Regions from separate parts of the Homo sapiens genome. Here regions 1 and 3 are each linked to region 2. A link is a loop called in an ENCODE intact Hi-C map of the cell type or tissue named here. Cell type or tissue: ascending aorta. All regions are shown on one strand.

Evidence for each region. Hi-C counts contacts between places; a loop is a spot of excess contacts. Peaks named below come from ENCODE experiments on the same cell type or tissue, not always from the same donor. Only the 100,000 strongest peaks of a DNase experiment are listed, where the experiment ranks them.
Region 1: it touches region 2 in a loop (2.8-fold over the local background); 2 of 110 quality-filtered maps call a loop at or near these places.
Region 3: a loop joins it to region 2, with 2.3 times the contacts of the local background. A loop is called at or near these places in 5 of 110 quality-filtered maps.

The regions. Positions count from the first base shown.
Region 1 is chr2:100,753,664-100,758,663 of GRCh38, reverse strand. No RefSeq gene overlaps it. Among named protein-coding and RNA genes, the nearest start is that of NPAS2, 64 kb to the left of the region's middle. In ascending aorta, no CTCF peak of the experiment used is centred here; a DNase peak (open chromatin) is centred at 2,993; H3K27ac peaks cover 432 bases.
Region 2 is chr2:100,976,641-100,981,640 of GRCh38, reverse strand. It overlaps NPAS2 (neuronal PAS domain protein 2), which reads right to left. Exons shown (of 21, transcript NM_002518.4): 15 at 3,842-3,931. It overlaps NPAS2-AS1 (NPAS2 antisense RNA 1), which reads left to right and starts at 4,480. Exons shown (of 3, transcript NR_110213.1): 1 at 4,480-4,925. In ascending aorta, no CTCF peak of the experiment used is centred here; a DNase peak (open chromatin) is centred at 2,810; H3K4me3 peaks cover 1,247 bases; H3K27ac peaks cover 4,422 bases.
Region 3 is chr2:100,916,754-100,921,753 of GRCh38, reverse strand. All of the region lies in intron 2 of NPAS2 (neuronal PAS domain protein 2), which reads right to left. Among named protein-coding and RNA genes, the nearest start is that of NPAS2-AS1, 58 kb to the left of the region's middle. RefSeq lists a silencer at 1-107 and an enhancer at 1-107. In ascending aorta, a CTCF peak has its summit at 2,273; no DNase peak of the experiment used is centred here.

The DNA of each region.
Region 1 (5,000 bases), 220 kb after region 2:
AGAATGTCCTGAGCTTTTGAGCACAGCAACTGATAAGCACAACGTCCCTGAAATTAAAGTGCAGAGAGAAGGTCAGTGTGGCTAGAGCATAGTGACTGAGGGGAAGAGTAGCTGGAAATGAGGTCAGAGCATGGTCAGGGGCCACATAAACCTTGAAGTCTTTCTCAAGAGGGTTGGCTTTTTTATGCTTACAATGGAAAGTCATTGGTTGGCACAGGGCTCTCTCTGACTGCTGGATGAAGAGTTTACTACAAGGATGACAATATAAGCAGAGACCTGTTAGGAGCTTGTTGTGCTTGTCCAGGTGACAGATTGTGATGGGCTAGGTGAGTAACAATGTTGTTTCTCTTTAGTTCAAACAGTAGGTAATTTACTAGGCCAAATTCCTGCTTTTGGTCTTCCCAGCGCAACCTCCAATGTTAAGGCTGCAGAGATTAGTTTTCCGGTGTTAGTCAAAGTCTCTACTCAACCAGGTGGGTCAGGAAGAAGGCTCTTTTCCATGGAACTGAAGCAGGGTGTCTGAGGCACAAAGAGCAGTGGCATGTCATGGATGTCATCAATCTTGGCTTTAGCAAGATATTAGACACTGTTTCCCATGACTCCTTTTGAAAAAAAAAAAAAGGTTGAAATATAGTCTGAATCCAGGACAGTGCAGTGAATTCACTGCTGGTGGGACAGCTCCACCTGAGAGTGCTGATTTCTGATTCTGTGAAGTCCTAAGGAGTCTCACTGCCTGTTTTTTCTCATCAACACTCTCATCAGGGACTTGAGAGAAGCTCTGGAAGTTTGTTTATCCTCTTTGCAAATGCCGTAGGCCAGGAAAGATGAGTCATGGGTTGGAGGACAGATTCACTATTCAAAGGTCCCAGAGCTTTATATCCATGTTTGTGTCTCTCCGCTCCATCTCTTGATAGGTAGCCAACATAACATGCGTAAGAATCAACCAGAATGCTGTTTTAAGTGCTTAATATGGTCTGGCTCTGTGTCCCCATCCAAATCTCATCTTGAATTGTAATCTGAATTATAATCTCCACGTGTTGGGGGAGGGACCTTGTGAGAGGTGATGAGCCATGAGATCTGATGGCTTTATGAGGGGCTTTTCCCCCTTCACTCAGCACTTCTCTCTCCTGCTGCCATGTGAAGAAGGACATATTTGCTTCCCCTTCTGCCATAATTGTAAGTTTCCTGAGGCCTCCCCAGCCATGTGGAAGTGTGAGTCAATTAAACCTCTTTCCTTTATAAATTACCGAGTCTCAGGTATTTCTTCATAGCAGTATGAAAATGGACTAATACAGTGCTGGTGGTTTCCACTCCTGGTGGGCTTTGGGGAGGTCAGGAACATGTGCTTTTAATGAGTGCCAATCAGATTCTCAGGTAGGTGGTCTGGAGTCCACACGTTGGTTAACCCTACTTGATGCCACAGCATCGTCACACGAGGTTTGTAACTGCTTGTCCATGTGTTCACCACCCCACTAGTCTGTGAGCTTCTTCTTTACCTATTGTCAGTGCCTAGGACCTAGTGCCTAGTACCGATACACAACAGAGCTAATCAATGTTGTTGAAAGATCAGGCTGGAATATTGTACTATAAAACCAACAAAACTACATTTTAAGGGGATACAAGTAGAGACCATTTAAGATGAAAAACTCAGTTGGATAAATACAAAATGGGGAATTCGTGGCTTGGAAATATTTCCTGTGGAAAAGAGCCAGGGCTTTTGGCTCAATACCAAAGGCTGTTAAATAATAGCATATGGTAGCATCAGGAAGTTGAGAGCCCTTCATCATTAAAGATAATCAAGCAGAGAATATAATGAACCCAGGAATCCTATGTCATATAAGAAAAATTTCCCTTTCCATTTCTGTAAAAGTGACCTCAGTTAGGTAGCCATTATTTCTTAGCTAGAATGATGCCATTTCCTTCTGGGTCATGTTTTTGCTTCAAATTCCTCCCTCATGGAACATATGTAGGCCCCATTTATTGACTCCTCAGCACCTGTTTCTTCCTTCTTCCTTATTTGCAGAATTCTACTTTTGTTGGGGAGTCCAGCCTTCCTCCCAATTTCTCAGGTGTAAATAAAAATCAGGTGAAGCCAGTTGTGGTGGTCCCATTCTCTTTATCCATGATTGGTTTAGGCCAGGACATCTGACTCAACTCTGGCCAGTGAGTTGTAAGGGGAAGTCTCCTGGAAGCTTCCGTGAATGATTCCCTCATTCCTGAGAGAGATAGCAGGAAGAGATCTTTTCTTCTTCCTCTGGATATCGTTACATATGATTGCCAGATCTGGGAACTGAGGCAGCCCCTTTCTTAGAGGGAGCTACACTGAGTAGAATGCTGACATTCTGAGAATGGCAGAGCAGAAAGATGGAAGGCTGCTACTGAAAGAACCAACACTGGGACACCTCAACTTCTCAACCATCTTTTGAATGAGTTAGTAAATGCCTTTGTTGGTCAAGTCATACTGAGTTGGGTTTTCCGTTCTTTGCAGCCTAAACATCACAGGAGATGCACAGAACACCCTACTACATACAGTGTTGCCAGACTAACCTTTATAAAAGGCAATTTCGATCATGCCACACCTCATCAAAAACCTCAAATTTCTCCCTCAGTTTCCAATGTGTTTAAAATCAACCGCTCAAGCCTTGCTTTCCAAGGTGATTTGTCTTCTGCACTGAAATCAAATTTAACTTCCTGATATTTTGTCCATACGGCTGTTCCTGCATGGGGTTCCCATCCTGGGGTCCACTTCCCTTCCACCCCTCTTTGTTTGTTGAAATGTTACCTCTAAGGCACCTTGCCAAATCCTACCTTTTCCATGACAACCTTTTATGGTTAGCATTCCTTTTTTTCTGAACACTGCTCCCTGCCCTAGTGCTTTTGGGTACCTCTCTTAGGACTTAATATATTCTTCCATGTTGTATTATTACTTATATAGCTTTCTCATTCTGCCTACTAGTTGGTGAGCCCTGGGCACAGGGACCACATCTTGCTTGTCTTGGCAGGTTCAACAAATTCCAATTTGGTGCTTCACAAGGTGGACGCTCAGTAACCACTTGTTTAAATGTTGTATTGGGTGAGACATCAAAGGTCCTTCCCAATTCTTAAGCTCTGTGGTTTCTGTGCCTTCAGCTTTCTAATTTTGACTTAATTATTAAAACAGAGAAGCACTGTAACCTCTAAGTAAGAATGTGAAATGGCTCCAATCGAGTTTGAATTCATTAGGAAGACAATTCTTGAAACTTGGTCCTGTTATATTTATGTGTGGATAATCATGCAAAGGATTTAAAATTCCTAGGCTTCAGTTTCCCCTCTATCAAATGGGGATAATAGTGGTTACCTCATAAGGTTGTTGTGGGGACTAAGTGAAATGAATTATATGTAGCAATCCCTTCTGAACGTTCACTCGCATCCATGTCCCTTCCTTCTGGTTTAACTCTTCCTTCTGGTTTAGCTCAGCTTTGTGCAGCCAGGAACATCTCCAAGGGAATTAGCTAGTCCAATTCCTTTGTCGGTGGTGAGTTGAGGCTTGGAGGGAATTGTGGCTGATATGATATGAGGAAACATCTGCTTGGGACATTCTTGGAGAGGTTTCCTCATTCATAGAAAGAGACCCAGTGGAAGAGTCAGCCTCTTCTACTGAGCATTATCATCTTGAGAATGACAGCTATATTGTGACTGCAAGCGGAGCCCCAGGATGGCAAAATGGGATGGTGGCTTTGATGGCACTGAGTCACTGAATTAGCCAACTAGGAATGATCCTACTTTGGGACTTCTGTGATGTGAGGTAGTAAACCTTCTTTATTGTTCATGCTATTATTCAGAGCTAAGTTTTCTATGACTGCAATTGAAAGCAGTGCCTTACACGTGGTATGTATTCCACAAATGTAAAGTTGTGCATCATTTAGTCCTTTCCTATCATCTCATATGAGAACATCTGAGAAAACTGGAAAGAAAAATACTTAACTAAATTAAAATAGTCTTGAATAAAACAACTTTTATAACTTGACAGTTCTTTTTTGTTTGTTTTTGCAGAGCTTGCTGATTATGAAATAAAAAAAATCAGTCAGGGCAAAGGCTAGAATAGGTGATAAATGCAACCCATCTGGTGCTATAAGAAATATTGAACATACCAGGAAAAAATACAAATAAATGTAAAGGTTAACTTCATGCCAATATTATCTACTGGAAACTGATGTCTTGTTAAAACTCTAACATGTTTTATTTTCATAAGACACAGTGAAAATAGAAAAATCATAAACCAGTGCAAGAAAAATAAATGGAGGCTACTCCTGGGATTGAAGATTTAGGATTGTTGAATGTTAACAAAACTAGGTTTTGCTTTTTGTTTGTTGCTTTGTTTGTCTTAAAAATCAATGGACAGCCTTTGAGTAAAAGAATCTGCCAAAATATTTCTGGAGAGATTCCTAGGGTCAGTAGAAGAGACTTTCTTCCTCTTTCAGCTTCTTAAGGGACAAAAAATAGAAGTATATAAGATAGCATCTCTAAGCAAATCTACCCATATACCAACTATCTGAAAGAAAGGCTGACATTTCATTGCAAAGAATGTGGAAAGTTAGTTGCTTAAAAGCTAGGTATAAGCAGGTTCTTCTCCAACTCAAACTTCTCCCTGTTCTGGCCTTAAACGAATCTTGGAAGCTTTGTCCTTTGTGGACTGTGTAAGACTTGGACATTAAAACTCACTAGTGTGTCCAATGGACTTGAAAAATAGAAATCCATGGGCTATTGTGGCTTCATGTAGGAGGAAATGAATGCTCATTTAGAATTCTTTACCTAAAGATTAGCAGATAATGCCTGAAGGACTGAGAAAGAGGATCCAGAAGCCTAGCAAAGACCCTCTGTGCGTAGTTGGAACAATGAATACAACTTTATTTCGAGCATCCCCCTGGTTCAAGCCTGAGATGCCTGTCACTGGTTCCTGAATTCCTGACTCCCAGCAGGCAGGACTCCCTCCTTCTGTGCTCAGTCTCAGGGCTGCTCCT
Region 2 (5,000 bases):
ACGAACAAAACAATCACCCAGTCTTTGCCCCGAGGGCCCCCTCTCCAGTGTGACTGACCTCGGGGTAAAGACACGGTGATTGTTTTGGGTCTCCCCTTCCTTTGGACCCTTAATCCTTTCTGGGGAAGGAGGCTGGCCTTAGGAAACTTGCAGGTAGTCTCTGCCTCCTGTCCCGTCTCCCTCAACACAGGCTCCTCCGCTTCCAGGAAACACTGTTTGGGAGGGATGGCAGGAGGGGCCTGCAGCCCCTGCTCTGGGCTCTTCGGGGCTATGACTCCCATATCTTGAGGCAAATGAGTTTGCTAGATTCATTCTGTTTTTCTCTTTCTCCCTTTTTACCATGATTTAACCTCCACTCCCTCAATCTCTAGCCCAACAATCTCCCTAGTCTGTTTCCTGCCCGCTGTCTTTTGCAAATGCCCCCAGGGCCTCTCTCTTTTCCTCTGCCCTTTGACCTCCCAGACACAGGGAGGCAAGGAGAGCAGGAGAGTTGAGAAACAGGATGAAATAACTGAAAGCATAGCTTTTGAAGCAGCAAAATAATAATAAAAAGAACCAGTAAGAGTAAGAATAGCAGGTGCTGACATGTGCAGAGACCCTCAGGTGCCAGCTGCTGCCCCAGGCAAGTAGAGGTACGTGTGTTGTGCTTCACGACGAGCCCATGCCACCCCAAGAGGCTGCACCCTGCTGGAAATCACACAGCGAGATGGTGGCAGCACCAACATGTAAATCCCAAGTCTTAGGAGCTGAGCAAGGCCAAGAAGTTTTGCCCACAAGACACTCCCATCTTGACCAGAGTGGCTTTGACCTCAGACTTCCTTTAAAAGGAAGGTTCTGTTGCTACCCATGCATTTAAAAATACCTGTGCTGGGCCTGGGGCGGTGACTCATGCCTGTAATCCCAGCACTTTGAGAGGCCGAGGTGGGCGGATCACCTGAGATCAAGAGTTTGAGACCAGCCTGGCCAACATGGCAAAACCCCATCTCCACTAAAAAATACAAAAATTAGCCAGGCGTGGTGGTGGGCACCCGTAATCTCAGCTACTCGGGAGGCTGAGGCAGGAGAATTGCTTGAATCCGGGAGGCAGAGGTTGCAGTGAGCCGAGATTGCACAACTGCACTCCAGCCTGGGCAACAGAGTGAGACCCCGTCTCAAAAAATATATATATAAACAAAAATAACAAAAATTAAAAAAAACCCTGCGCTATCCCAGACTCACAAAAATCCCAGTCAGATTGTGACTAATCAGACCACTCTGTGAGGATTTTGAAAGGGAATTCAACGGAGAAAGCAAACGAGCTATTCCAAGTATTTAACGAAACACAAAAGCTTCTCTGGCAGGTTCTACGAAGTCGGGAAACTCAGCGTTGCCCCTTCCACCTGCAGTGGAGGCGGCTCATCGGTGCCCAGTTGGCTTGGAAAGGGAGTGGCGATGGGCTGGGTTAGGAGGTGGTGGCTGCCTCTCACGTTATTCGGATTTTTTCAAGGCCTCCCAGACACCCCATCATTAGGCCCTCCTTACCTTCTTGATGGTGATGTTTTTGATAAAGAGAGCTACTCTAATTTAAAGACATTTTAGAACCATAGTATGAAGAAAGAGGCTTTTTTGGAAAACCACCAGTTACCCAGATAACCGCTCCTCAGATTTTGGATTTCATTTTTCCCTTCTTTCCCTGAAGGGTGAGGGGAGTGAGAGAAAAATCCCAGAATCTCGTTGTTTCACATGAAGTGGGTATTTCACATGAAGTGGGAAGAACTGTGTGACTTGGAAAGTCAGTATTATGCAGGGATGTCTTAAAGAATATAGTTATTGGCTGGGCGTGGTGGCTCACGCCTGTAATCCCAGCACTTTGGGAGGTTGAGGTGGGCGGATCACCTGAGGTCAGGAATTCAAGACCAGCCTGGCCAACACAGCGAAACCCCGTCTCCACAAAAAATACAAAATTAGCTGGGTGTAGTGGTGCATTCCTGGTAGTGGTGCATTCCTGTAATCCCAGCTACTTGGGAGGCTGAGGCAGAAGAATCGCTGGAACCCAGGAGGTGGAGGTTGCAGTGAGCCAAGATGGTGCCATTGCACTCCAGCCTGGGCAAAAAGAGTGAAACTCCGTCTCAGAAAAAAAAAAAAAAAAAAAAAAAAAATATATATATATATATATATATAGTTATTATTAAATATAGTACACATGACAGACTAAGAAGTTCAATAAATGAAAAATCAGAATTCCAAAAGAGACTGCATCACACCATCGTGTCTTGTAAACACAGACATTCTTCATAATGCAAGACCCAGAAGTTAAAGACATTTTCATTTTATGCCCCTTTGGATTAAAAGGTTACTAATTTCTTACCAAATAGGCCTTGGAAATTTAAAGAGAAAAACAGTATTCAGGTTTTTTTTTCTTTTGGCCTAATGAGGGTGAATATAGGCAGTTTTAATGAGTAGATTCCAGAAGGGTAGCTTTTTTACACCAATCTTCAAGCCTGACTCTGGCAAGCAGCACGCGTTAGCATGTGTCTTACTCCAGGAATGCATGAGAGACCCCCACTAAGAGGGCATATGTTCCGAAATAGTTTTCATCAGTGGTGACAGATGTGTGCCAAGACAGAGAGGGGCACCTGCTGCTGAACTGCCGTCTGGGACGCAGCTCTAGCCTGTGGCCATGGTCTGGGCAGAGCTAAGTCTCCTATGAGGGAACTGAAGTCAGAGCTCAGGCCTGGGCAGGGTTTGTCACTCCCCGTGTTCAGAACTCCCTGCTGAAGCACATCCCTGCTGTCCCCCTGCCAAACCATCTGGCAACCTCCTACCCACCTTTCCGGGGCCAACTCAAGCGTCACCTCCTCCAGGAAGCCACGTCAGACTTCCCTGGGTAGAATATTTCCTTCACGGTTCTATAAAAACGCATGCCCTGCCACGGCGGCGTCTCTGTTTACATGCCTGTCTCTCCCTTTAGTTCTGAGAACTAAAAGCAAGGGCTGACTTACATCTTTACATCCCTAACACCTCGCTCACTGACTGACCCAAATAGTAACTCACCGAATGTTGTTGAAACAAGGATGGAATTACTCAGCAAAGCCGTAATCCTTTTCTTTTCTTTCTTTCTTTCTTTCTTTCTTTTTTTTTAAACAAATGTGATATTTATAGTGCTGGACTCACGGCTTTTAGATCCTTTCAGTCTTTCTATGACATGCAGCCCAATTCAGACCTTTTCTAAAATACCATGGCCAATTTGGAGTCGTAAAGAACAAGAGGAATGTGGAAAAGTGGCAAAGAGGTGAACAGAGACTGTTAAAAGAATTAAAAAAACAGACTCTGGACTTCTGCAGCAACTTGGATGGAGCTGGAGGTCATTATTCTAAATGAAGCAACTCAGAAATGGAAAACCAAATATCGTATGTTTTCACTTCTAAGTGGGAGCTAAACTATGAGGTCACAAAGGCATAAGAATGAAATGATGGACTTTGGGACTGGTGGGGCAAGGGTGGGGGGATGTGAGGCATAAAGGACTACATATTGGGTACAGTGTACACTGCTCGGGTGACAGGTACACAAATCTCAGAAATCACCCCTAAAGAACTTATCCATACAATCAAACACCACCTGTTCCCTCAAAACTACTGAAATTTAAAAAAAGAAAACCCCAGACACTGGAAAAAAGAACTTGGAGACGAGAGGGTGGGTGTGGGGGGAACCTCATGGCTCGACACAGGCCACACACACATTGGGAGGGACATTCCCCCACGTCAGGGCCTTGGTTGGGACCTAAGTGTACAAGACCATCAGCGCAGCACACTGCGGACTTCTGGCTTGAGAGGGGCTGCCCTTTCCTGGGTCCCAGACTCACCTGTGCCATGGGAGCGGGCGTGCTCTGCAGAACGGTCTGAGGCAGGAGCTGCTGTGTGAGGTCGCAGGACGATGGGGAAGGCAGAGGGGCCTGTGGGAGAGAAAGGGGCTTTGTTACCACTGCTTCTGCCATTCCAGGGGACAGGGATGTGGTCTCTTGGTCCGGTGGGTTCTCTGCGTTCCGCACTGGGGTGAACAGCTCCAAGTCAAGAGTTCTAGAAAGTATAGGTGTCTGTTCCCTGGCTGCACTGCTTCCTACGCAGGGCACAAGGGCAGAGCCCCTGCACAACTGGTGCAGGCTTCCACCCCACCACAGTGTGCTCTGCCAGGCTGCTGCTACCTGCCCAAGCCTGGTAGCTCAGCTCTACTTCCCTTCCCTTGCCTGCTGTCCTGGACTCCGCCCTGGGTGGATTTGGTTGCTCTCCTCCCAAATGGATTAATTCTTAGCGGTGTCATCAAGCAGGACGACGTGCGTGGACTGCTACCATGAGCTGCTGTGCGTCCGTATCTTTTCTGCTCAGCGCTAATGCAGATGGACAGACACGCCATGCATGTTTGTCCATGAACTCATCCAGGCAGTGAGGACTGGGGCAGTTTCACCAGCCTCTGCCCAGAACCTTTTAAGAGACTCCTGGGAAGTGAGCTGAGTCACATCTGCGCTCCCTGATCACTCGGGTGGGTGGGGGAGACAATGTATAGTAACAAGAAATGAAACACTCTGCTTCACGGGCTAGTGGTTTTCTAGTGGTTTTTTTTTTTTTTAAAGAACAGTGAAAGGACTCGTCTGAAGTTATTCCGACACGGCCCCTAGTTGCTAGGGCCTATATAAAAAAGCAGCTCAAATGGAAAGTGTCACCCAGGACAGCATTGGGAGGAAATGACACCAGGAGACCTTGTTTCAGTGAGAAATCCCAGGCACAGGGCTGATCCAGAAGCTGGTCTGGGTTCTGTTTCCCTGCGCAGCTGGGAGGAGACAGAAGCACTCTGGGCCTCCGTTGTTGGCAAAGTGAGTCACACTGGACAGGAGAGTCTGGAAGAATGGCAGGCACAGCTTGCAAGCGCATCTGGAGGTGGCTGGAGAGAAAGTAAGTGGTCTTTGCCACATTCTACTTGAAAATAAAACGCATCGCCCAAGCTTCTCAAGCAGGGTGTGCACAGCC
Region 3 (5,000 bases), 60 kb after region 2:
AGTGCATTGAAATGTTTAGCCGTTGAAATGTTACCTTACTGCGGCTTGGATTTGCATTTTCCTAGTGACTAGTAATGTCGAACATCTTTTTACATGCTTAATGGCCATTTATGTATCTTATTTTGTGAGGCGTTTGTTCAAATCTTCTGCCTATTTTCCAGTTGGGCTGTTTGTCATCATCTTATTGAGTTTAAGAAAGAGAGAGTAAGAGAGAGACCAAGGGAGGGAGGAAGGGAAGGTATGTGTGTGTTTTAAATATACATGGATATTGATTTTTGAATGTGGGGCTCAAAAACCCCAAGTTATCTGGTTCTGAAGCGTCCATCATCGGGCATCTTGGGGAGTTTGGGTCTGGTTACACAAGGAATATTTGCTGGGCACTTACTATGTATGTAACGGGCACCATGTTAAGAGCTTTACATCCATTCATTCCTTCAATTCTCATGGCAACCCTTTAAGGCAGGTACTATTGCATTTCCATTCCAAGGGGAAGGAGCGAGGCACTGAGAGGCTGTGTAACTCACCACCATCACAGGTCTGGGAAGTGGTGCCACAGGCTGGCTCCAGTGCCCACGCTGTGAGGCCGTGCACCCTCCTGCCACTTCCTACAGCTCCCTCCAAATCACTGTGGCGGGATCTGTTATGGACCTACGGACCCAGTGTTCTGGGAACACAGAACTGAGAGTGACTAATTCTGGCTGCTTGAGTTTATAGCACAAAAACTAAGCACACCGTGCAGAGAAACAGTGCCACACACTAACAGGAGGCTGGTGTTTGTGTTCCCCGTTGGGGAAGGGTACTGCGGGAAATCAAGGGAAGACTGCGACCTTCGCTTCAGCTCCTAGGAGGAGTGGCCTTTCCCACTGTCGTGGTCACCTGTGGTGTTAGGATTGCTGTTCACCAAATATTTCCAGTTTGTCTTCTGGAGAGAGCAGGATTGTGCTTCCCTGCCCCTTCGCTTGGCCAAGAACACGTACGCACAAGTGCCATGTGTCAGTTCCCAGGGAGAAGCATGAAGAGTCAGTGCAAAATCTGTTTCATTCCTTTTTCCATTCACCTCCCTTGGCAATGGGAGGTGAAGCCTCTGTCAGCCTGGGTCCTTGGGTGAGGACACTTTATAGTAAGGGGCCAGCAGCTCTGTGATGAGCACGTCAGCTTTACTGAGATATGGGGATTGTGGGCCACATAGCCCAACTAGTCTATCTGGATACACATAGTAGGGGATTGAGCAGAAAGGCACTCATGGGTGGAACTCAAACATCCAGTTATTAAATGCAATACAGACAGACCTCCAGGGAAGTGGGGCACAGGTTACCTTCCAGTACCCTTAAAAACTGTACATGTTTATGGGGTACAATGTGATGTTTTGATATATATATATACAACATGGAATGATTAAATTAAGCTAATTACCATATCAGTCACTTCACTTATTTGTGGTGAGACATTTGACATTTACTCTCCTTGCAATTTTGAAATATACAACACTGTACGTTATTATTAACTACAGTCACCCTGCTGTGTGATAGATCTCAAAACCTGATTCCTCCTGTCTAACTGAAGCTTTCTACCCTTTGACTAACATCTCCCCACTCCCTCCCCCTTTGACAGGAGGACCCTCTTCCACTTCTGACTTGAGGGTTCTCTGGACAAGGGCAATTAGAGACAGGAAGAGTATTTGTTCTATATTCTCTGATTAGCACCTTCTGTGCACAAGGCGCTCCATCAAGCGATATGGAGGAGGCGGCAATGAAGAGGTCTTGGCCCTCAACTAAAAGCAGCTCAGTGTCTAGAGGAAGAGATGGAACTCATTCCTCAGAAGCTGGTATAGGGGGTGCAATACAATACTGCCCGGTGAGAAGTTCCAACGAATCGCCAAGGGTGCTCACCAAGGAGGGAGCCCAGCCACGGAGCCCCTAGAGGCAAGAACATGAGGTGGCTTTGAGGGGTGCATAGTCAGGGGTGGAGAGGACAGCCCAGGGGAAAGCTGGGTGGTCAAGTTTGGCAGCAGAGTTGGGCTCAATTGGAGAAGGAAAGGATAGGGTGGGGAGGCACGGGGAGACCGACGGCGCAGTCGTGAATGGTAGGCCAAGCAACCTGGTCTGAGCTTTTGGATGAGTGGGGACAGGGAAAGGAAATGAAATGGGTCCTCAGGAAAGGATGAGGGACCCAACTTAAAGGGGAAGTGAGTAGAGACAGGAAGGGTCCGTGAGGCTCCTCCACCCCAAAGCACAGCACGGCGCTGCTGCTCCCTACCGCCCCCAGCGGGGGATGTAGGGAAAGAGCCAAGCAAGGCTCAGTCAAACTTCATTAGCCTCGAAAAAGTGACGCTGACGGTGGGTGCTTTAAAACGTTTTTTTGTTTTTGTTTTTGTTTTTTTTCCCCTTAAAATTAACACACAGTGAGCCTGACTTTTTCTTCGGGGACACGGTTCTATACGTTTTAGCACATGTATAAAGGTATGCAACCGTCATCACCATCAAGACGAGAGAGAGCTCTCTACAAAACTCTCATGCCCTCCACTCCCACAAAACTCTGGCCAGCTCGGTTCTGTTCTCCATCCCTATGCTCTTTTCAAGAATGTCGTAAAAGTATAATCCTATAGCATGTAACCTTTTGAGCCTGGCTGCTTCTACCCAGCATAATGCCTTTGAGATTTATTCAACTTGTGTCTGTCAATACCGTGTGCCTTCTCATTGGTGAGTAGTTTTCTACTGTACGGGTGTTCCACAGCCGGTTTATGCATTCACCCATTGAGGAAATGTGGGTTGTTTCCAGTTTGGGTAATTATGAATACAGCTACTATGCCCATTGGTGTACAGGTTTTTCAGTGAACGTGTTTGTATTTTTCTGAAGTAAAGAATCCAGGACTAGAACGTCTGGGTCATATGGAAACTATATGTTTATAAGAAACTACCAAACCGTTTTCCAGAGTGGCCATGCCATTTTACCTCCCTACCAGCAATGTATGAGTGATCCAGCGTTCTACAACCTTAAAGGGAATTAATATTGTCAGTACTTTAAATTTTAGCTAATCTAAGAAAGTTGCGGTGGTACATTATTAGAGGTTTAATTTGCATGTATCTAATGGCTAATGGCAGTGGACATCTTTTCACTTTTTTTGACATCTGTAGACCCTCTTTGAGGAAGCATCTGTTCATATCTTTTGCCCATTTTAAAATTGGGTTGTCTATTTCCTTACTATTGAGTTTTGACAGTTGCTTGTATTTTCTGGATACAAGTCTTTTGTCAGAAATGTGATTTGTCAGTATTTTCTACCCGACTATAGCTTGCCTTTTCAATCTCTTAATAGTAACTTACAGAGTGAGTTTTTAATTTTGATGAGGTCCAGGTTTAACAATTTTTTCTCTTACGAGTTGTACTTTTGGTGTTAGGTCTAGGAACTCTTTGCCTAACCTTATAGACTACAAAGACTTTCTATTTTTTCTTCTTATGGTTTTACAGTTTTACGTATTTTACATTTAGATTTATAATTTCAGTATTGATTTTTATTTCATGAATAGATGTTGCATTTTGCCAAAGTCTTTTTCTGCATCAATTGATATAATCATGTGGTTTTTCTTTTGTAACTTCATAACATAACGGATTACATTGATTTTTGAATTCTGAATAGCCTTGCATTCCCTAGATAAGCTCCACTTGATTGTAATTTAAAATATATATAAATATATATAGTTGGATATAATTTGCTAATGTTTTGTTGAGAAATTTTGTATCTACACTTATGAAAAATGCTGTTCTGTAGATTTCCTTTCTCATACTGTCTTTGGGTAATGCTGGTCTCATAAAATAAACTCCAAAGTATTTCCTTATCTTCAACTTTCTGGAAGAGTGTGAACAGAATTGGTGATATTTCTTCTTTTAATGTCTGGCAGAATTCACCAGTGAAATCATCTGGGTCTGGAGATTTCCTGTTCAGGTTTTCAAATACAAATTCAATTTCTTAGTTATAGGACTCTAGGTTTTCTCGTTCATCTTTTGTGAGTTTGGTAGTCGTGGTTTTTAAGTAATTGGCCCATTTCATCTAAGTGGTTGGATTTTATGCGGCTCTAATTGTTCATAGTATTTCCTTATGGCCCTTTGAATTTCTCAGGAATATCTAATGATAGGCCTTCTTATTCCTGCTATTGATAAATCGTGTCTTTTTCAGTCCCTTGATAGACTTACCAATTTTATTGAACTTTTATTATTTTTATTATTTTTTTAGATGGAGTTTCGCTCTTGTCACCCAGGCTGAAGTGCAATGGCACGATCTCGGCTCACTGCAACCTCCACCTCCCAGGTTCAAGTGATTCTCCTGCTTCAGCCTCCCAAGTAGCTGGAATTACAGGTGCCCGCCACCACGCCTGGCTAATTTTTGTATTTTTAGTAGAGACGGGGGTTTCACTATGTTGATCAGGCTGGTCTTGAACTCCTGACCTCAAATGATCCCCTTACCTTGGCCTCTCAACCTGCTGGGATTACAGGCATGAGCCACCATGCCTTGCCAATCTTTTAAAAAATCACCTTTTAGTTTAGTTGATTTTTCTATATTGTTTTTCTGTTTCTAATTTTATTACTTTCTGTGTTTATATCTAATTTCCATCTTTCTTGCTGTGAGTTTATTTTGCTTTTCTGTTTCTAGTTTCTTAAGGTAGAGATTAGTTGTTGATTTGAGACCTTTCCTTTTTTTCTAATAAGAGCATTTAATGTTGCAAGTTTCCCTCTAAGCATTGCTGTAGCGGCAACCCACTAATTTTGAAATGTATGTTCATTTTTATTTAGCTAAAATATTTTCTAATATCCTTGAGACTTTCTCTTTGACCCATGGATTACTACACAGTTTGTTGTTTAATTTCCAAGATGTGGAGATATTTTTCCCGCTATCTTTCTGTTTCTAATTTTTTCATTTGAATTTATTTACATTTGTTTTATGAAGCAGGGTTTGGTCTAGCTTGGTAAATGTTCAATATGTACTTGAAAATATGTGTATTCTGTTA